2 separate regions of the Homo sapiens genome follow, and region 2 is linked to region 1. Evidence: chromatin loops called from intact Hi-C (ENCODE). Cell type or tissue: heart right ventricle. All regions are shown on one strand. Links, peaks and the distances in the headings refer to the core of each region. The heading gives the core; the rest is flanking DNA.

Region 1 (10,961 bases), core at 1,381-9,380:
GGAAACCAAACTGAATTAGTTAGAAGGGAAAAAGAATCTGATGTGTAGCATATCAAGCCATTTCTACTACACACACAATATTTATGAAGGGAAGCAAATCAAATAGGTTTTTCCGATAGGAACACATACGTGGAGCCAAGCATAAGAAGTTTTTAAAAGGCCAGGTATAGCTTTTATAGGCTCATGCCTATAATCCCAGCACTTTGGGAGGTCGAAGTGGGCAGATCGCCTGAGCTCTGGAATTTGTAACCAGCCTGGGCAACATAGTGAAACCCCGTCTCTACCAAAAATACAAAAATTAGCTGGGCATGGTGGTCTGTGCCTGTAGTCTCAGCTACTCAGGAGGCTGAGGTGGGAGGATCACTTGAGCCCTGGAGGTGGAGGCTGCAGTGAGCAGAGATTGTGCCACTGCACTCCAGCCTGGGTGACAGAGCCAGACCCTGTCTGGGGAAAAAAAAAAAATCAAAAAATGAATCAAAAGAAAAAATATAGATTATCTTCATATACTATATTTTCTCCTGTATCCTCTAACTATGCAGGTATAAATTCTAAAAATTAGTGTAAATCATTATATTTAAGTCCATTTTGTTGTAAGCATCCTGTGAACATTCTTAGATAGCCTTGTTAGATTTCAAAATAAAGATTTCTCCTACACACACTTCAACCCTTTGTTTCACCCAGCAAATGACTGACAGCAACACACAGAGTTGATCCTTTCAGGTCTTTAAACCGTGTGCAATGATGGTTTCCCCAGCTGATGGACTGAGCATGAAGCTCCTCCAGTAGGGTACTGGCCTCCAGTGGACATCCATCAATGATGTCTGCCTTCTTGTGGCTTCCATAAAAAGCTCTCCTGCCATCTATGCTGCAGAACGTCCCTGACCCTTGCCACCAAACAGGTGTAGGAAGATTCTGCTGATTCTCTGGCAGAAGGGTACTGGCTTGATTTGTGCCTGTGGCCATCAGTTTCTGACAAGCCAAGCAGCCTCTGCAGATCTATCACGTGGGATGTGGACACGCAGCTTTGTGACCTAGCACGTGGCTTCCGTCCTCCTCCTGCTGTGTCTGACCACGCGTGAGGCCAGCCTGGCTCCAGCTGCTTCAAGAAGGTGGCCGTCACTTGCTGGCTAAGGTGGACACAGATGCCTGTGAAATTTGGATGTTTACTTCACAAGGCCCCGGTGCAGAGCAATTTATAAGAAATGCAATCTCACAGAGAGGAGTAAAAAAGGGACATATTTGTAATTGATGATGGGGAGGTAAAACTCCATGCGCTTGCTTTGCAGTCAGTGTGAGGAGATGGCTACGGGATAAGTGGCACCAAAGGAGCATTAGTTGCAGATTAGTTTTCCTGACTTACAAAACCTCCCCAAATAATTTAGTAATGAAGACCTCTTCTGTGAACTGTCAACTTTATTTATCTGCTCAACCTCCGTTCTGAATCAGAGTCATTTATATACTCTTTGTGGAAGGTGTCACATTCAGCCGACAGACTACAGCACGCTCTATGGATTTACAGAGAGATGTGTCCTTTAAAGTCAACTAAAATGACGGTTTTTATCACATAGAATGTGACCCACAAAAATAGCTTTTTGAATTATTTCGGTGATAGACACGCTGTATTTTGGTCCAGCAATCAGAGTCATTATTTCTAACAGAGAGTAATATGCCATTTCTCAAAACGGCTTTAAAGAGAAGCCTGGTGGCATTATTTTGTGCTGTAAACAAGGTCATTGGAGACATTGGTGGGCCCTGAACAAAATAAAATCTGGAGAGGGTGGAGCAGTTCGGTGCGAGCTTGACCCATAGGGCAGAAGACCTGGGTCTGGGCTGTCTACTAACTAGTCAGGTGGCCTTGGGTGGGCCACACCCCTACTTTCAGTTTTCTATTGTCCCTGTTTTACAGGGTTCAGAGAGATTGCAGTAAAAATAAAGATCCTCTGAAAATGCCCATGGCATCGTGTACCTGTGGTGATGCACCATCCTCACGCTATGAGGCTCCTCAGCATGAATAAGTGTTCCCTCCATTCCAATTCCCTCGGAGTTTTTAGTTCAGGGGAATGTGTGGGTCATCCTACACACTTCCAACCCCTAGGGACTGAAGCTTCTCAGCTCACTCTCTCCCCTTCTTCCTGTCTCTAGACCACACTGAATTCCCCACAGAGGGGAATTTTGGTCTGTTATGGCTCTGACGGGGCTCTGATTATGCTGAACTTTATGCCTCTTGTAATCCTGTGTTGGGCACCTACTCATATTGAGTACTAATCCCCATCATAAAATCTTTCTTATTGGTTCCCAAACATCTCACTCAGAACACCCTTCCCTTCCTTCCTTCCTCCCCTCCTCGCTACCTCCTTCCCTCCCTCCCTCTTTTTCTTTATTTTAATAGAGATGGGATCTTGCTATGTTGCCCAGACTCTTGAATTTCGGGTGTCAAGTGATCCTCTGCCTCAGACTTCCAAAGTGTTGGGATTGCAGGTGTGAGCCACCACATCCAGCCTCCAGAGTACTCCTTCTGTCATCTCACCTAGTCTTCTGAGTGCAGAGTGATCCATATCCCAGAAAAGGTGTTTCCTAGCTCTAGCAATCTGAGTGCATTTCTTCATCCCCAATCCATCTTCTGTCTGTAACTCCTACCAAACAAATCTGCACATTATCTATCTATCTATCTATCTATCTATCTATCTATCTATCTATCCATCCATCCAACCATCCATCTATCTATACTGACACAGGGTCTCACTCTGTTGCCCAGACTAAAGTGCAGTGGCGTGATCATGGCTCACTGCAGCCTCTACCTCCCTGGGCTCAAGTGATCCTCCCCACTCAGCCTCCTGAGTAGCTGGGACTACAGGCATGTGACATCACACCCAGCTAATTTTTGTATTTTTTGTAGAGACAGGGTTTGCCCATATTGCCCAGGCTGGTCTTGAACTCCTGGGCTCAAGCGATCAGCCCCCTTAGCCTCCCAAAGTGCTGGGATTACAGGCGTGAGCCACCAAGCCCGGCCACGTCATTATTTCAAATGTCCTTTTAATTCAAGTCCTTTATTTATAAGACTTGAACTTCTTTGGGATAGGGTTATATTCCAAAATAGCCTATAAATAATAAATTCTTAAGGAAATTTTTGATTGATTGTTGGTCATTAGATACTTTCTACTAGAGGACTAATGTCGTAGGAAACATTCATACATTGGCTCATTTTCTTAGTCATCCAACCAACATTTGTTCAACTCCCACTATGTTCCTTCCAAATCTAATTGAACTTATCTGGAAGTTTTGAAACAATGACTAGAGAGGCAAGATAATGAAATACAGATAAATGCATATAGTAAGACCCCCTCCTTCTCAGGTGTTTCTTTGGGTTTTTTCTATTTGCTCTTTAAAATAGAAAATTGCCCTGTAGCTTTCTCCGATTATCTTTCATTGCCTATGTAACAGACACCCCGAAATTCAGTGGCTTAACATAACAGTTTATGCTCGTCTCTTGTAGCCCAGAGGGTTGACTGGGCTCAGTGGGTAGTCTGTGTCCAGGATCTGTCATACGGCTGGAGCTTGAAGGGTCTAAAGGCTCAAGTGGGATAGATGCCCAAGATGGCTCACTCGTGTGGCCTGTGTTGACACTAGCTGCTGACTGGGAGCTCAGCTCGGTTGCCAACTGGTATATCTACACATAGCCTCTCCATGTGCTTTGGGCTTTCCACAGCCTGGTGGCTGGGTTGTGAAAGATTATAACATTATAAGAGCAGGCATTTAAGAGACACAGGTGGAAGCTGTAAGACTTCTATGGCCCAGCCTTAGAAGTCCCAGAATGTCACTGCCATTGGTTCTATCAGTCAAACTAGTCACTCAGGCCAGCCCAGATTCAGAAGAGGAGAATTAGCCTCTGTCTCTTGACATGCGCATATGGAGAAGAGGAATCCGCGACAGCCATCTTGCTGACTTCCTATCTTAAGAGAAGTCCCCCAGCTACCATCATCCAGTGGTTGACAGGAGCTCTTTGTTTTCTCAGTCAGTTCTCACAAAAGCCTGGTGAGATAGGTCTTATTATTTCTCCTATGTTGGAGATGGCAAAAATAAGCTCAGAATACTTGTGTGGCCAGTTCAAGGTCAAACAAACTGTAAAGTGCAGAGTAGGGTGTTAAACCCTGGATCCCTAGCTCAAAGCACAGGGTTGTTTTTGTTTTTTTCCATTATGCAACTCTCCCTGGAATTATGACAGCATGTGAACAGCACCCATAGAAAAAGAAGATGGAAGGAAAAGAAAGGGTGGATAGAGGTGCTTTCATTTAAGTGGTTGTAATTATCTGATGATGGCAGTTTCTATACCACAGCCCGTTACTCTTAAGGTAACATTTTTGGATGTTCAAGCCCTCAAGCACTCTTGTTTTATAGGAAAATGGTCTCTAATTTTAGACAAAGCCGTTCAAGAGTACATACTTCAGCCAAATGGAAGCTCAACGTATAATCTGAATTGCAATTTACTGTAGGGTAATACGTTTTTATTAAATGAAACAAATGTTCTCTAGTAATTTTTAAATTGTCTTGAAAATAAGGCTAAGATTAATCCTGCTATCAAATCTGAGCTTTAAAAATTAATTAGAAGACAGAATTTAGTATTCTGCTATAATGCAAGTTGGATTTTTAAATAAACACTTAATCCTGCAAAGAAAACACAATTCACAGAACAAGGGAGCTCAATTATTTCAGCCTCTTTTCTCATTTCCTTTCAGCTGCAGGGGGCAGCACTGCTCAGCTAATGGCTTTTTTCTTTTTCTTTTTTCCTTTCCTAACAAAAGGAAGAGTCATTTCCTTCTATACAATGTTTTCATCCCTGCTCTCCATTGTACAATGTGTGGCTTTCTTGAGGCACTGCCTCTCGAGTCCCTACCTCAAACTTCACTTCAAATAGGAGATTTTATGTTGGGGAAAGAAGGATTGGTAAAGAATTCTTACTTAAAAAAAATCCTGCCCTCTCCCTCTCTCCCTCTCTCCCTCTGTCCCTCTCCCTCTCCCTCTCCCCACGGTCTCCCTCTCCCTCTCTCCACGGCCTCCCTCTGATGCCGAGCTGAAGCTGGACGGTACTGCTGCCTGATTCTCCTGCCTCAGCCTGCCAGCGCGCGCCGCCACGCCTGACTGGTTTTCGTATTTTTTTGGTGGAGACGGGTTTCGCTGTGTTGGCTGGGCTGGTCTCCAGCTCCTAACCGCGAGTGATCCGCCAGCCTCGGCATCCTGAGGTGCGGGGATTGCAGACAGAGTCTCGTTCACTCCGTGCTCAATGGCGCCCAGGCTGGAGTGCAGTGGCGTGATCTCGGCTCGCTACAACCTTCACCTCCCAGCAGCCTGCCTTGGCCTCCCAAAGTGCCGAGATTGCAGCCTCTGCCCGGCTGCCACCCCGTCTGGGAAGTGAGGAGCGTCTCTGCCCGGCCGCCATCCCATCTAGGAAGTGAGGAGCGCCTCTTCCCGGCCGCCATCCCATCTAGGAAGTGAGGAGCGCCTCTTCCCGGCCACCCATCATCTGAGATGTGGGGAGCACCTCTGCCCTGCCGCCCCGTCCGGGATGTGAGGAGCGTCTCTGCCCGGCCGCCCCCTCTGAGAAGTGAGGAGACCCTCTGCCTGGCAACCGCCCCGTCTGAGAAGTGAGGAGCCCCTCCGCCCAGCAGCCACCCCGTCTGGGAAGTGAGGAGCGTCTCTGCCCGGCAGCCACCTCGTCCGGCAGGGAGGTGGGGGGGTCAGCCCCCCGCCCGGCCAGCCACCCCGTCCGGGAGGGAGGTGGGGGGATCAGCCCCCCGCCCGGCCAGCCGCCCCGTCCGGGAGGTGAGGGGCGCCTCTGCCCGGCCGCCCCTACTGGGAAGTGAGGAGCCCCTCTGCCTGGCCGGCCGCTCCGTCCAGGAGGGAGGTGGGGGGGTCAGCCCCCCGCCCGGCCAGCCGCCCCGTCCGGGAGGGAGGTGGGGGGGGTCAGCCCCCCACCTGGCCAGCCGCCCCGTCCGGGAGGTGAGGGGCGCCTCTGCCCGGCCGCCCCTACTGGGAAATGAGGAGCCCCTCTGCCCGGCCACCACCCCATCTGGGAGGTGTGCCCAGCGGCTCATTGAGAACGGGCCATGATGACAGTGGCAGTTTTGTGGAATAGAAAGGGGGGAAAGGTGGGGAAAAGATTGAGAAATCGGATGGTTGCCGTGTCTGTGTAGAAAGAGGTAGACGGGGGAGACTTTTCATTTTGTTCTGTACTAAGAAAAATTCTGCCTTGGGATCCTGTTGATCTGTGACCTTACCCCCAACCCTGTGCTATCTGAAACATGTGCTGTATCCACTCAGGGTTGAATGGATTAAGGGCGGTGCAAGATGTGCTTTGTTAAACAGATGCTTGAAGGCAGCATGCTCCTTAAGAGTCATCACCACTCCCTAATCTCAAGGACCCAGGGACACAAACACTGCGGAAGGCCGCAGGGTCCTCTGCCTAGGAAAACCAGAGACCTTTGTTCACTTGTTTATCTGCTGACCTTCCCTCCACTATTGTCCTGTGACCCTGCCAAATCCCCCTCTGCGAGAAACACCCAAGAATGATCAATTAAAATAAATAATAAATAAATAAATAAATAAATCCTATTTCTGTATAAAGCTATCCTTCCTCTGACTAGAAACAACTAGGAAATAAAGAGAAGACAAAGATAAAAAGGAAAGTCAACACTAAGTCACATCATCATTGAAGGCGTCCGTGGGGAATGTCGTTGACGGTGCACCTATCGGGTGTTTGTGTCTTGAAAAATCAAACCCTTTGGAGGCAAGGGCAGTCCTTGGCTTTGGTCCATTATATGTTACAGGACTCCTGAAGGCTGAGGGGTAAGTCCCTATTTTCCATAGGTTTTTCCTAAATGAGGAAGGGCAAGAAATAGTAATTATCTGAGCCGTGCTGCCCCCTGCTGGTAGCAGTTATGCAACCCTGCAAACATGTTCCCTAAATCCGTTTCCAACGTTTGTTCAGAACTCCAAAGCTCTCATAGATCATCCAGGTCATACTCTCCCTGCCCAACTTCATCCCTTCTGCAGAGTGGAAGCTGCAGCCAGCCCTTGGAGGGGAAATGACTTATCATCACAGGTTTTAGCTCAGGTCTCTTTCTACACTACCCAACATCACGGAACACCCAATACACGAAATTCACATGATAGTGCTGTTTGGACATTCTTTTAAAAGACATACATTGGAGTCCAGAGCTCTATGGTGAATCTTATCCTTCGGATCTGACCTATTTAATCAGAACTGTCAGAATTTTCTTTAAACACTGAAATATGATACTTAGGATAAGTGTGGTATTTATGATTTCCCATATCTCTTTCATGGAATAAAATAATAGAAAACTTTACTTACTATTCTGTAGTCTAGTTTCTGGAGAAAGTAATCTTTCATAACTGGAGCTAGTGATTTGAGGCTGCAATTAAGATAAAGGAATTTGATATTTACAGAGCCAGGACGTTCCAATAGTCTTTCTAAATTTTCATGTATTTAACTAAGCTATATTTAGGCTTTATTCATACTTGAGCTTTATATATAAATCGAATGACCAGAGAAAATTTTGTCTAAAATTTTAATCGTCAATGCTTATTGGAAAGTTCAGAATTTCACAGTGGCCCAGCAAGGTAATTAATGTGAATCAACTGGCTTGTCTATTCTTTTGGTACCTATCCACACACTCTGATTAACTAATTTGATTACCAGTTCAAAGATAGTGTCTGTCTTAGCCAGTTTGAGCTGCTATAATAAAGTACCATAGACTGGGTGGTTTATGAACAACAGAAGGTTATTTCTCCCTGTTCGGGAGGCTGGAAGTCTAAGATCTGGGTGGTAGCATGGGTGGGTTCTGGTGAGGACCCTCTCCTGGGTTGCAGACTTCTGTCTTCTTATTGTTGCTTCACATTGTAGAAAGAGACTGGAGAACTCTCTGCAGTTCCTTTTATAAGGGCACTAATCCCATTTGTGGGAGTTTCACCCTCAGGACCTAATCATCTTCCAAAGGCCCCATCTCCCAACACCATTGCATTGAGAGTTAGGATTTCAACATACGGACTTTGTGGGGACACAAACTTTCAGTTCATTGCAGTATCCATGTTACATTCATGGACATGGTAAATGATAGCTTTTAAACTTCCACATCTAATAAGGTGTTTTTCGCAACTGTAATACAATGACAACTGGGAAGCTTCTGTGTCAGAGATTCTTAACTTTCTTTACCAAGAACAAAAATCTCTTGCCTTGAGATGCCTTCATCCAGTCTCTAGTCAAAGCTCCATCTCAAACATGGTACCTACAAACCACTTGACTTTGGTCCCTTCTCATTTTGATAGCATTCTGGTATTTACGTTCTTAGTTCTCTCAATTTTAAAATCTTTTAACATAGAGTCTTACTCTGTTGCCCAGGCTGCAGTGCAGTGGTACAATCAGAGCTCACTGCAGACTTCAACTCCCGCGTTCAAGTGATCCTCCTGCCTCTGCCTCCCTGGTAGCTGGGACTACAGGTGTGCATCACCAAGACCAGCTAATATAAAATTAATTATTTTTTTTTAACAGACAGTCTTACTACATTGGCCAGCCTGGTCTTGAACTCCTGGCCTCAAGTGATCCTCCCATCCCAGCATCCCTAAGTAGTTGGGATTATAGGTATGAGTCACCATATCTGGCAGATTCTCAGTTCTTGACAATTTTTTATACAGTAAAAATGTCTTTCAATTTGTGTGTGTGTGTGTGTGTGTGCGTGTGTGCACGTGCTTGGGCATGCCTGGAGAATGAGCTAAGCTGTAAGCTTCCAGAAGGCAGGTGCTGAGTCTTTCTTTCTTGGATATTCTTCTGCAGTGCCTGGTACAATCTTCTACCGAGGGAAGAACTCAAACTATGTTGGCTGATGCACGTGGTGTTTCTTAGAAAACTGATTATAGGAAAAGTCTCACGAAGCCTACCAGACCTTGCCCTTCTTAACAAATGTGTCTGTTTCTCCCAAGACACTGTCTGCTTATCCTGCAGCCTGCGTGTTTTCTAGTCACTACCAATTAGCATAATTACTATCTCAAGGCCTTGCCCTTTATTGATCCTGGTAGTTACAGCAGTTTACAGTCACGAGACGTGCTGACAGAAGGTACAAATATATTCACCAGGACCTCCAATGGAGTTCTGTCCCTTTTCTTGCTTTTCAGAATTGCTTTTGTCTGCTTTTGTTTCAGAGTGTGCCTTCCTTTTCCTCATTTCCCCCAAGTTTGCTGTGGCAGAAGTTCAGTAGATCACTCAACACAGCGCCAGAGAGCCGTAGGAAGATATTTACAACAAGAGCTTAGTTTCAATACAGACTAACGTGCTCAATCTGTCAAAATAAATGTAAAGTCAGATAAATAATCAGCAAGGTATTTATCAAATGCCATGCCGGCACCATATGGAGGGTTATTCAGGGATTTTTAGTTAATAGAAGGGGTGGAGGCTGGAGTCCCTGGGTTCTGAAAAGACTCTCACCAAGATGCTATTAAAGAAATGAACTAACAGTGAGAAGGCTGGCAGAATACCAGCCTATATCCTGAACCATTGTCAAGAAAAGGTATTCTTGAGCCTGTAGAAACTAGAAGTACTTGACAGAAGTGGTGACATTCATTGACATAAAGAATACTGTTTCTAATCTATATAAGAGTGCGCCAAGCCAAGGATTTATTACATACAATAAAACTACTATTTGGTGATACTGAATATATGTCTTGTGCATATTTGGATGCATATAAAATAAGCATCCAGGAACAAGATGGGCCTAAGAGAGATCAGGAGAGGAAGCACTCTTAGGGCAGAAATATCAGAAGGGTTCCTCCCACTTCATCCTCCTGAGTCACTAGGAGTACAGGTGCATGCTACCATGCCTGGCTCATTAAAATTTTTTTTTTTTTTTTTGTAGAGACAGGGATCTCACTATGTTGCCCAGGTTAGTCTTGAACTCCTGGGCTCAAGTGATCCTCTCACCTTGGCCTCCTAAAGTGCTGGGATTACAGGCATGAGCCACTGTGCCTGGCTGTGATCGTGCCACTGCACTCCAGCCTGAGCAACGAAGCAAAATCTTGTCTCCCCATCCCACTCCCCCCACCAAAAAAAAGAAATCTTAGAAGGCCCGATGGAGGCTTTAAGGCCCAGAAGGCAAGTGGCTTGAATTTCTTGAGCCAATTCTGATTGGGTAGTAAAGATTACCTGGAGCCTGGCCTGAAGAAACTGGCACTTGGCTGCTAGGTGTGGGAATGAAGAGGTGCGCTGCATGACTCCTGGGTGTGCCAGACACCGAGACCACACACATGCTTGGTTCTGAGCTCTGCGGAGGCTCAATGGAAACAAATGCCTTGGTTGATGCGTAACACTGACTGTGACATGAGAGGGGGATGGGAAGACCCCCTGCTGTAAATTCAACATCCCTGCCTGATAGCTGCTCCTTCCTGCTTTCATCCACGGCCAGACACCAGCCAAAGGTGATGCCATGCCCATCCCTCTGCTCCTCAACCATCGATGCTTTGTTCTTTGGTAACTGATGGAAGCAGGCGATCAATATTGTCTTCTTGTTCTTGTTAGGTTTACCCTCCCCACTGTTGGCATCTAAGCAGCCCAATGCAATTTCATCTTATTAAAATGATGCTCAAATGCAAAACTTCTCTTAACCAGTGGAGTAGTAGAGAGAAATGTGAATGCTATGATTCTATTTAAATAATACAGTGTATGCACTCAGTAATGTATCTGGCTACTCATATGTAGGTCAGATGTAGGTATGTGCATAAGATTGAGGCCTTTGTTTTGATGTAAATATTTACTATAATTAATATTGCTTTTGCCTACTCAGCATCTGGTTCTCCTTCTTTGGGTAGATTAGTCTGATTTTTCCTGGGAGAACAAATCCTTTTTCACTCTTACCCCTTATATTTAAGGAGATGACACCACTGTCAGCTCTGGGGTTGCT
Region 2 (10,961 bases), core at 1,296-9,295, 65 kb before region 1:
AATCGGTCAAGGTCAAATGGCTGGTAAGTTGCAGATTCGTACCCCTATCTGTCTAGACCGAAAGCTTATGCTTTTCTCAGTGTACCTTGGTACCCTGGCTCCTAGAAGCATTGAACACCTGGCTTGATCACACAGACTGTTTACACATGAGCCTTTTTGTAGCTCTGAAATGCCACTTCCCAATTCCTCCAAGTCTCCCCTATCAGCCCACGTGCGCATGTGTGTGTGATGCATGCACACACACACACACACACACGTGCACATGCACTCACATCTACAGTCTCTGCAGGAGTATTCATTCTGATAAGCAGCTTCTCCCCTCAGGGAAATTATGCTGTCATTCATTCGTTTAGCAAAATTGTCATCCACTGCTCTAGGACCTGTATATTCTTTGTTAGACAATAAGTAAAAAATGTAAATTTATTTTTTTAATCTGTGAGCCTTCTCAGGGAGAAAGCCATTTTGCTGGCGTGCTTCTTTAGTCACTCATTCATTCATTCATTCATTCATTCATCAGTTATTCATCAAACATTCACTGTGAGCCAGGTTCTATACTATGTAAACTGTTAAATTTCTAGGAACCACACACTATGTTTTCTCAGTATGTAAAATATTGAATCCTAATTGGAGATTTTGTATAAATTAGTTTTAAAAGGACAGAATACAAAAAAAATACAATGTTTGCTTGTTTGCATTTAACATCCACAGTGGTCCTCACTGATTGTCAGAAGAAGGTAGTTCTACCAACACTTCACAGTTTAAATAAGGAGCAGATTTTCTCACAGTGTCCTTTGTATATCTTCCCCTTGGGAAACACAGCTACAAATCATATGGAGATGCTTTAGCACCAAATGAAGCTCCTTCTGAGGCTTGTGGGGGGAAGTGACTGCTTTCATAAACTGTTCTTTTTGACTTGATGAAGTTGAAAATGTTGCAAATGTTCCAAAGAACAACATTACACCAAGCTGATGGGAAATTTGTGGAAAATTAAGTACCACAGTCAAATATGGTAATTGCTTCTTTATAAAGATACAAGAAAAATGTTCCACCTACCCCCTGACAAATGTACCTGTATCAGGTAGAGGGTAGATTTTGAGGACTTGTACCCTTATGGCAGAATTCTGCACGTTATGCCGCAAAGAGTTAGAATTATTGAGGATGTGTTTGCTGTTTGTTGTTCACTGAACACCCATTCTTTCTTCTTTTAATAACATATCAAATTTCCCCTGGGGAAAGCTTTGTACCGGCTCTTGGATTAAAATAAACAAACAGGAAAATGCCCTTACTGCCTTCTCTCCTAGTCCTTCAGGACCCTAGGCTGCACTATCACCAATTACCACCCTCACCAAGCTTCTTTCTTAGGAGATCTTGTTGGGAATGCTCTAGAAACCAGTACTGCTTAAGAGATAAAGCTTTCACTCAGCTCCATTCTTTGGCAGTTTGGAGGATTGTAAAAGAAATGTTAAATATTTCGGACTTGTATGAATTGTTAGCATTCAGGGGTGACTGTGAGGTTTCCAAGAACTTGAAATAAGGGCTTAGCATTGAGAATTAAATGGCAAAATCAATACATAATGCAGTACATCATAAATATATGCCAATGTCTAAAAAAGAGATACTCATTAAACATATTTACCAATTACCATGCTCAGAACAGATGGTATACTCTCAGCCTTTAATCCTTTAATTGCTGGAATTTGAGGAGGTCTAGGGTTTCCCAGGGAGGGGCCAGAGTGGCCAGGGTGGCAGCGCTTTATCAACTACAGTAGCATGAAAGTATTTCCATAACTTAACATTCGGTTTTAGTTTCTATGAAATAAATGAGTCCCCACTTGCATGGGAACTTTCCAAAGAAATATTTACTTTCATAATTAATTTTTACTCATAAAGGTTTATTGTTTCTTTAAGAGGCCCCACAAACTTGTATAAGGTTTAGGCCCCAGTAAAACCAGATTTTAGGCCCCGGATATGACCACAACTGCATTCCAGCTGAGTATCAACCCAGCCAATAAAGGGGGATGGCAACTGTTAAAGGCGTCTCCATAAGGGGTTCAGGATGGGCCAACTCCGGCTGTGGCCTGAAGGTGCTCACTGTCCACTAGAGGAGGTGCTCTTGTCCCCAGCTTTGACTTCTGCCATCACAGCGTCAGGTCTCCCCATTTTAGGAGATGGAGGTACCAGGCTATCTTAGCTTGGTGTCATTATAATTTCTCAGGATCTTTCATCGAACCTTAATTTCTTCTATTTCATGCTTACCAAGAAGCCTTCTTATTGTAATTTAGCTGCATTGTGGCTGCCTATGGTGTGCTGAACCTTGAACTTAAGGATCTCATTTCTTGGGCAGTTCTATTTCTCAGGGCAAATTAATAAATTCGCATTCTAGTTTACTATTAGTTATTCTAATTACTTGGCCAATGGGAATTCACTTCTGAGAGACAATCTTCACCTATGCCAAGGTTTCTAAGTCTGTGAAGCTAGTCCATGGACCATGGCAAATTGACTAAAATAAACATTGTGTCCTCAGGGATAGACAGTCCATTCCATCGCCCTTGGCCTTCTTCCCTTATTTTCAGCAGCACTTTATTGGAACTGTTTATTTGTCTCCCCACTAGATTGTAAACTCCTTGAGAGCAGGGCCATCTGCATTCCAAACACTTAGTACAAGTACATAGCATAGGTTAAGGACTCAATAAATATTTGATGAATCAGTAAATGGAAACAAAAAGTGTGTGATATTCTTTGGATACCAGTAAACTCGTAGCGACGCAAACTTTTAGTTAAATTTACAAATCATTTTGTTTTTGAACACATTTACTTTTTCATTGCAAAAGTATTCATAATATTTTGGAGGCTGAAGATCTTTCAGCTGTTTGTTTACAAGCATGTCAGATAAATTATGAACCTGACTGTGGTTGATACAAAGTAATCCCTTCCTTAAAATATTTTCTTTTTACTATAGAATAGTCTCTCTATTATTTTATGTCTATCTGATCTGCAAATATTTAGGAGGATTGAAACTCCTTTTGTACTTGGCACCAAAAGCTAGTGATGAGAAATGAGTTGAATCAAGAATAAATGAGTCCTGGGATGAATCCCTTTATGGAAAAATGTGTGAAATAACACAAATGAATGGTATTGATGCTGTCACTAATCATTTTCAACACCCAGAAAGGTCTACTGTTTGTTTTAAAGCACACACACATAAACATTACCCCACTACCTTAAAATTTTCGGGCTGAAGTTGAGAGAAAGAAACAATTCTAAAGGAAACATTCTGTTTAAAAAGAATTGCCAGAGGAAAATACATGAACTGAATGACGATAAGATAAATGACAATGAAAAGACTTCTACTTATTCCTGTTAGCTCTTGTTTCTGAATCCACTGTTCTGTCAACTCTCAAGAATATGGGTAATCTATAAGACAGAGAGAGAGAGAGGAGAGAGAGACAGGGAGAGAGAGAAAAGAGAAGAGAAGAGAAAAATATGAAGTCTGAGCATGCATGTATGTGTACACATGTGTGTTTGTGTATGTGTTAGGGATAAGCAGATGTTTCCCAGCTTAATTCTTTTTTTTTCTTTTTCTTTTTTTTTTGTTTTTTTAGACGGAGTCTGGTTCTGTCGCCCAGGCTGGAGTACAGTGGTGCGATCTGGGCTCACCTCCATCTCCCGGGTTCACGCCATTCTCCTGCCTCAGCCTCCCGAGTAGCTGGGACTACAGGCGCCCACCACCATGCCCGGCTAATTTTTTTGTATTTTTTAGTACAGACGGGGTTTCACTGTGTTAGCCAGGATGGTCTCGATCTCCTGACCTCGTGATCCACCCGCCTTGGCCTCCCAAAGTGCTGGGATTACAGCCACGAGCCACCGCACCTGGCCCCCAGCTTAATTCTTGTTTTCTCAAACTTGGCAACCAAACCCAACCCAAACCAAACCGTACCAAAACACTACCCCCTTCTCACTAACATGTCTTCCGAAAGAAAAAAGTCCCTTCAGTTATTAAGAGCTACACTGCCAGTTCTATAACTCAACCTTACTAAAGAACCCCAGGAGAGACAACCAGTAATGCATTTACTATGGGATAATTAATTGTTCTAACTTAATGCTTCCAAATCAGTAATCACTTGTGTTAGATTGACCTTTTGTATCTCAAAGGTGGGAAACCGTCTAGCCTCAAGCGGAAGTTCTCTGGTCTCTATCTTTGTATCACTTTTCAATTGCAGCATAATGATGAACAGTATCCATGCTATAATACCAAGAACCGATTTTATTATTAGCATCTACAACTTAATTGCAGGCTACCTGGTGTTATCTGCTCTTCCTTGATAGAACCGTATTTGAGAGAGGAAAACAATCATTTGGGAACCGTGTTTGTGTCGAGAAAGAGGAGTTAGTGCTATTTGTTTTCATAAGCAGAGAGGAAGTTATCAACCCTGCAGATTCTAAAATTCTAAATCTCAAGAGCTTTTAACATTTCCTCTTTAAGGCATCAAGCAGCTGTTTCTCTTGGGAGGGCTCCTGGAAACCAACTGAGTTGAACATGGGGTAATGGAATGTGGATTTGAAAAAGGAATACCAAGATACAGCTTGTAATCTTTCTCTCTCTCTCTCTCTCTCTCTCTCTCACACACACACACACACACACACACACATACACACACACACACACACACACACACATGCCCCAGGCCTCAGGCCCCAGGCCCCAGAACCTGTGAACAGCTTAGGGCAAATGAAGTTCTTTCTTCCTTACAGCCAGGCAAAGCAAGAATCCACTCTGTCAGGTGGCTTTTCTCATGTCGCCCTTGGGGCCTATGCTTAGAGAAGCCCTGTGGCCGGCAGCACAGCTGTGACCCAGTTGCCCTGAAATAGGAGCAGTCAGACACGTGGCCCCAGGAGAAACAACAGCAGCAACAACAACAGCAGGAGCTTCTTCTCCAAACTGCTGCACCCTCTTTAAGAGGGTCTTCCCTATTAAAGAAACGGAGGCCTACAATGTGTACCTTCCTCTGCCTCCCACTAGAGCTGCAAACAACGCCTTAGCACCCAGGAACACTGGCCCACTCTCTAAATGTCTGTGACATTTGTATCATCATAATAACCCTTTATAATAAAACAACGTCCTACCGCTGGGTGTGTTCATCCATCAATATGTGCATGTAGTATTCTGATGTGGTTGTCTTGTTGAGGCCATGGGAAAGACCAAGGCCTGTGAATAAAGCCGGTCTCCTCTGCATGATAGGGATACATTTTCCAGTGTAAACATGCAAGGAATATACGTGTTTGAAGACAGGATACCAAAACCTAGTAGGTGGTAAGGTCTAGGCTTCCAGGAGTCTAAGCATACTTTCGGGTCCTGCCTGGTAGAGGGGAATAATGGCCTTGCCACATGGATGCAGGCTTAGAGCTGGGAAAGGGGGAAGATGGTCAAGTGCTGTGTTGAGAGCAAAGAACAAAATTGTGGGTTATTTTATTCTTTTTGCTATTCCTAGTCATTTAATGGGGTTTTCTTTACATGTTTCAGCCTAGTCTCAGAGTGCTTTGGGGAACTCAGAAACCAATCTCATCAGTGGTTGCCAACAGAGTTGAGGCAGAGAGTGTCCCCTGAGGCTGGTGTAGTTGTCAGAGGAGAGACTCCAAATCCTGGCCAGGTGGGCCAGGCGCTTCCCACATGGCAAGTCTCCCTGCATAGCCTAATGTGGAGGATCAGATTTGATTTAATGAAAGAGTGGTCTTCCTGGCATCATTTCTCTAAAACATAAAACTGGCCATTCCTCATTTCCATAGTCTCCCAATTACTAACACGTTTATAAAGCTCAATAATGACTGTCACGTTTGTTTAGGGAGCTAAAGGTGGAAGTCCAACTTTAAAGCAGGATTTCAAGTTTCCTGATCACATTGAATTCTTTTTTTTTTTTTTTTTTTTTTTTTTTGAGACACAGTTTCACAGTTTTACTCTGTTTGCCCAGACTGGAGCACAGTGGCGTGATCTTGGCTCTCTGCAACCTCCACCTCCTGGGTTTAAGCGATTCTCCTGCCTCAGCCTCCTGAGTAGCTGGGATTACAGGCACATGCCACCACACCTGGCTAATTTTTGTTTTACTATTATTATTATTATTATTATTATTATTATTTAGATGGAATTTTGCTCTTGTTGCCCAGGCTGGAGTGCAATGGCACTATCTTGGCTCACCTCAACCTCCACCTCCCAGGTTCAAGCGATTCTCCTGCCTCAGCCTCCCGAGTAGCTGGGATTACAGGCATGAGCCACCACACCCAGTTAATTTTGTATTTTTAGTAAAGACGGGGTTTCTCCATGTTGGTCAGGCCGGTCTTGAACTCCCGACCTCAGGTGATCTGTCCGCCTTGGCCTCCCAAAGTGCTGGGATTACAGGCATGAGCCACCGTGCCTGGCCAATTTTTGTATTGTTAGTAGAGATGGGTTTTCGCCATGTTGGTGAGGCTGGTTTCAAACTCCTGACCTCAAGTGACTCGCCTGTCTCAGCCTCCCAAAGTGCTGGGATTACAGGCGGGAGCCACTGTACCTACCCAACATGGAATTCTAATTCTCCCATACAATCAGCCAGCCAAAACATCCTGTTTTTAGAGGTAGCCAACCTATGGGATTTATACCATTAGTAAGAGTTAAAAAAAAAATCACATATTGAGTGCCAATAAACTGGAGAACACAGATTTACCCAGCATAGAGCCAGAGCCCATGGTCCTTAAGGAAGAAATGATTTTCCCTTTTTTGGCTTGGGCTAGTTCATAGAGAAAAAGAATCCTAAAAAAATAGTGTCTATCTGTAGATGAACCAACGGCATAAGGGACCCTGAGGCCCCCATAGTATATTCCACCAGAGAAGAGATCAGAATAAATTGCGATATGTATTTGTTATAGTGGCAGCTACCCTTTTTGAAAGAACTACAATGGAATATTGAGGTCATCTCTTAACTTGTAAATAACCTTGTGAATGATAAACGTGCTTTCTTTGAAAGCTGTGATAAACATTGAGGTGTGAAAAGCAAGTGAAAGGGGACTTGAAACAGATGCAAACGGACGCTTTACTTGGCCTTGAGAAAGATTGAACACTAGAAATTGGAGTCTTTGTTATTAAGGGAGAGATTCTCAAATCACTTGGGCATGAAAGTGTTCCCAGGCTAATTCCAAGCTACCAAAATACAGAGTCCAAAGACACTCAGAGTCTCGTAAAGTGCCTTGCCAAGAAAAAATGGAACTTTGCCTTCTTGGCTTCCAAAAAGAGGGTTTCCATCCAGGTTCCCACTGGAATGGAGAAGTCGTTCACATATTTTCCCACCCTTTCTGTTTCTCTGAATCACAATGACTTTATTTTAGCTTGTTACTTACACAAGGAAAATGATCCCTTAGCACTACTAGTCAAGTCCTCACCATTTGCTTGTTAGTTGCATGTAAATAGCAAGAGACTGGTTGACTACAGTTAATCCTGAATAGTCCTACATTATCTTACGATGTCCGTGTGTGGAAACAACTAAGGCACCAAGAAACTAACAAAGATCATTCATGACCATTTTGTTTACCTCTTTCTATCAGATATGAAATCATAAGAAGATCAAAGTAATAATTCATGGATGGGGGTCTCATGCTCTTCATTTTTGACCCAATTCTCAGGTTATTAAAATAACATTTAACATTTAGTGAACGCTTGCTGCTGTGCCAGTAATAGAGGTAATTGATACAAATGTATGATCTACTGGAATCCCTACAACAGTCATACGAGGTGGGTACTGGAATTAGCCCCATGCCCAGATAAGAAGGTTGAAGCGTGAAGGAGTTAAGTCAACTTCCCAAGGTCACAGAGCTAATAAATGTCAGAACAGAGATTTGAACCCCAATTGCGTGGCTCCAGAACCTGCCCTCTTAACTATGAAGTTTTACTGCTTTATGCAGCTATATGATATTGCAGCTCGCTTCATTTCTGATGACTATCTGTGTTCAAATTCTCTGTTTAAATATTTATACAGAATATAAATGGGTACCCTGAGACTTTACAATGGGCATATTGCTATGAATTTCTTAGACACAATTCAAGGGGTCTATAAATCTCAAGTTTTAAAAGCAAGAGGAGATGCCATTTGCCTAGGAGTTCTCATCTCAATGCATGTATTTTAAGACAATTCTAGATGTACAACTGCAAAATGTATGACTTCAGCACTTGTATGTGCCCACTTGCTTGGAGGCATTTGGCTTGTTAGAGTTCTTAATATGTATATAATCCAGCTTTTCAGGTAGGCTGAGTGACTTGCTCAGGGCATGACAACTAGTTAACTACATAGCCTGGATGAGAAGGCGAGTCTCAGTTCCTATTTCCAGCCTCTTCCAACTATTTCTTCATCTCAAACCCGCAAATAAATAAAAGCAATCTTTAATGGGGCAGCAGAATTTGAAATTGTATTTATTTCAATGAGTACCTAGAATCTGATGGTTCTAATTCCAGTGGATATTTTTTTTCCCCTTGATGGCCTTTAAATATTTTACAGATTTTTCAGAGCTTGCCAAAAATAGGTCTGTGAAGACTTTGACATGTTTTGTTTGTAAGAGAGGAAAAGAGATAAAAACATAACTTTAAAAAAATGGTGACTATGCAGGCAAAAATAATGATGTGGGAAATTAAATCCTGCCTAGAGGTCTGAAGCCGATAACTTTTCCTAAACCCAGCAAGAAGATATTTTTCTTTCATGGGGAGCACAAAATCATTGGCTATGCCTTTTCTCTTTCTTTAAAGAATAGCTCTTCCCTTTATTAGCCCAGGACAGATCAAATGACAATAATGCCAAACGGGAATTTAATTTAAAATATCTTCCTCTTTATCATGTTGAAAAGCCTTCAGCTCCAAGTTGGCGAATACTGTGAGTCGTCTTGGCCCGCAGAGCCCTGACGCATAGAGAAATGCATGTGGTATGAGGGACAGCCACCCACCAGCAGCCTCGGGTGTGGGAAAATATTCCTTCAACTAAGGGAAGGCAGCCCAAACTCTGAAAATTTGATCTTCTTTTGCCAAAGAGCCAGCAACAAGATTCTGGGTTCCATCACTGTTATTATAACTGTAGGGGGAAAATAATGACTTAATTGTAAACCAATGACCTCACCCTAATAACCATGTTCTAATCATTTCTAAAGAAAGCTGCCTTCTTCATTCCTGCCAACTTTCAAATGAAACAGATGACATTGGAAGATGATTATATTCATTAGCAATTATTCCATGAAAACAGTGAGAATTTGAATTTACCCTACACTTAACCCAGACAACTAAAACTGCAGTGCAACCTCGGGCCAAGTGTTGATCAACACTGTGTGGGGACAATGTTTAGACCTAGGCTTTGAGCATTTGAGTGTTTCCTTTCCCCAGTGAGGCACTGGTTCAGGTTAAAAAAAAAAAAAAAGCAAACAAAACAACAGAAATGTTCTTCCTCTTAGGCATAGGAATTGTTTTGTTTAGAATCTTTGAATGACAGATCTCTGATATAACTGCATTTTTTTACAGGACAGAATGACACATGGTACAAGCTTTCTGTCTTACTGCCACACGTCAGTGTCCTGGGAGATGAACCAGATGCAGGTGATGCCGAAGAGGTGACGGGGCCAGGGCTGGGGCATGAGCACTGGTCAACACTGACACTCAACAGCTCCCATCTGGCTTGTGTGTGAGCACCCGAGTGTAGCTCAAGGCAGGGACAATATTTGCTGGAAGTTTAGGTGTTCCCTAGGCGTCCTAGCTAGGCAGAGGAGGGAATGAAGATAGGTTTTGCAAGTAGAAATAAAAAAGAAGCACTATTATAGCATGATAACATTTCCTAAAGTCATTTTATGAACCATTTTTGGTTAATTAAAAAAAAAAAAAGCCGATCTATATGTCATGGCTGAGACATTGATTAGCAAGGTGCTACTTTTACAGATGAAAGAACTAAAAACAAGAAAGACAATGATTCGCGCACAGTGATTTGCTGGAGATTGATTGGCAAGTGTGAGCCAGACCTGGAGTAGAATTCAACATGTCTGGTGCCTGCTCCAGAACTCTGACAATGAAAAGGAGTCCAGATTTTGAGAATGAAGAAGGTTTCAAAAGCTAAGCCAGCTTCCCTTTCACAGAGGTTCAGCTGGTCAGGCTTCTTTCAAATCCACGCCCTGTTACGGGAGAGCACGGTGCTAGGAGCGTGTGGGAGGGGCAGCCCTGAGCCAACACTCCCTCTAGAAAAACATCCTAAGGCCATATCATGGTGACAACGGGACAGGATTATTATATTCCTATTGGAAGGATCACACTGTTATGTTATCATTTCCTTTAGGAAATACCCACATCCCCAAACTACTTAGTGATTATGAGTCCCTACAGAACAAACAACCCTCACCTTAGACCAAAGAAATATGTCTCTCAGTCAAACAAATGTACGTAGAATCAGTGAGCGCAAAGCCCTACCTCAAATAAGTTCAGAAGCCCCTCAAAATGAGGTCCCGTGATAGAGTTTCAGTAACTCTAATGTCCCTAGTTGAGCTAACCATCTGGCATGGCAAACTCATGGGCCAGTGAATACTCGGTACTTTGCAGATTCACAGTTTTTGTCTCTGCTTCTATCCGACCATACCTCTGCCCAGCTCCCTGCAATCTGCCTGCTCTTTTGGTCATTGAATGACAGCGTATCCCAGAGTGACTTTTGGGAGCTATTTTTGAGCTTACCCATATTTGTAGTTCCCCAACTCACCGGGAATGGAGGCTGGGTGAGTAGCAGAGGAACGTGCCTAGATGTGACAAAAGAGTGGGGTAGATGTATTAAATGAATATTCAATGAGAACCCACTGTACGCCAAGCCCTTTTCTAGTCCAGGAAACTCAGCAATGAGCAAAGTCATAAAAATCCCTTCTCTCATAGAATTTACAATTTGGGATGTGTGTGTGTGTGTGTGTGTGTGTGTGTGTGTGTGTATGTG

The links. Peaks named below come from ENCODE experiments on the same cell type or tissue, not always from the same donor. Only the 100,000 strongest peaks of a DNase experiment are listed, where the experiment ranks them.
Region 2: it touches region 1 in a loop (4-fold over the local background); 75 of 110 quality-filtered maps call a loop at or near these places.

What each region holds. Positions count from the first base shown.
Region 1 is chr6:148,173,777-148,184,737 of GRCh38, reverse strand. No RefSeq gene overlaps it. Among named protein-coding and RNA genes, the nearest start is that of SASH1, 160 kb to the left of the region's middle. RefSeq lists an enhancer at 10,101-10,687. In heart right ventricle, for the core only: CTCF peaks have their summits at 4,731 (motif pointing right), 6,721 and 6,925 (motif pointing left); a DNase peak (open chromatin) is centred at 6,917.
Region 2 is chr6:148,238,621-148,249,581 of GRCh38, reverse strand. It overlaps a transcript of SASH1 not described here. Among named protein-coding and RNA genes, the nearest start is that of SASH1, 99 kb to the left of the region's middle. In heart right ventricle, for the core only: no CTCF peak of the experiment used is centred there; DNase peaks (open chromatin) are centred at 4,741, 7,237 and 8,941; H3K27ac peaks cover 6,183 bases.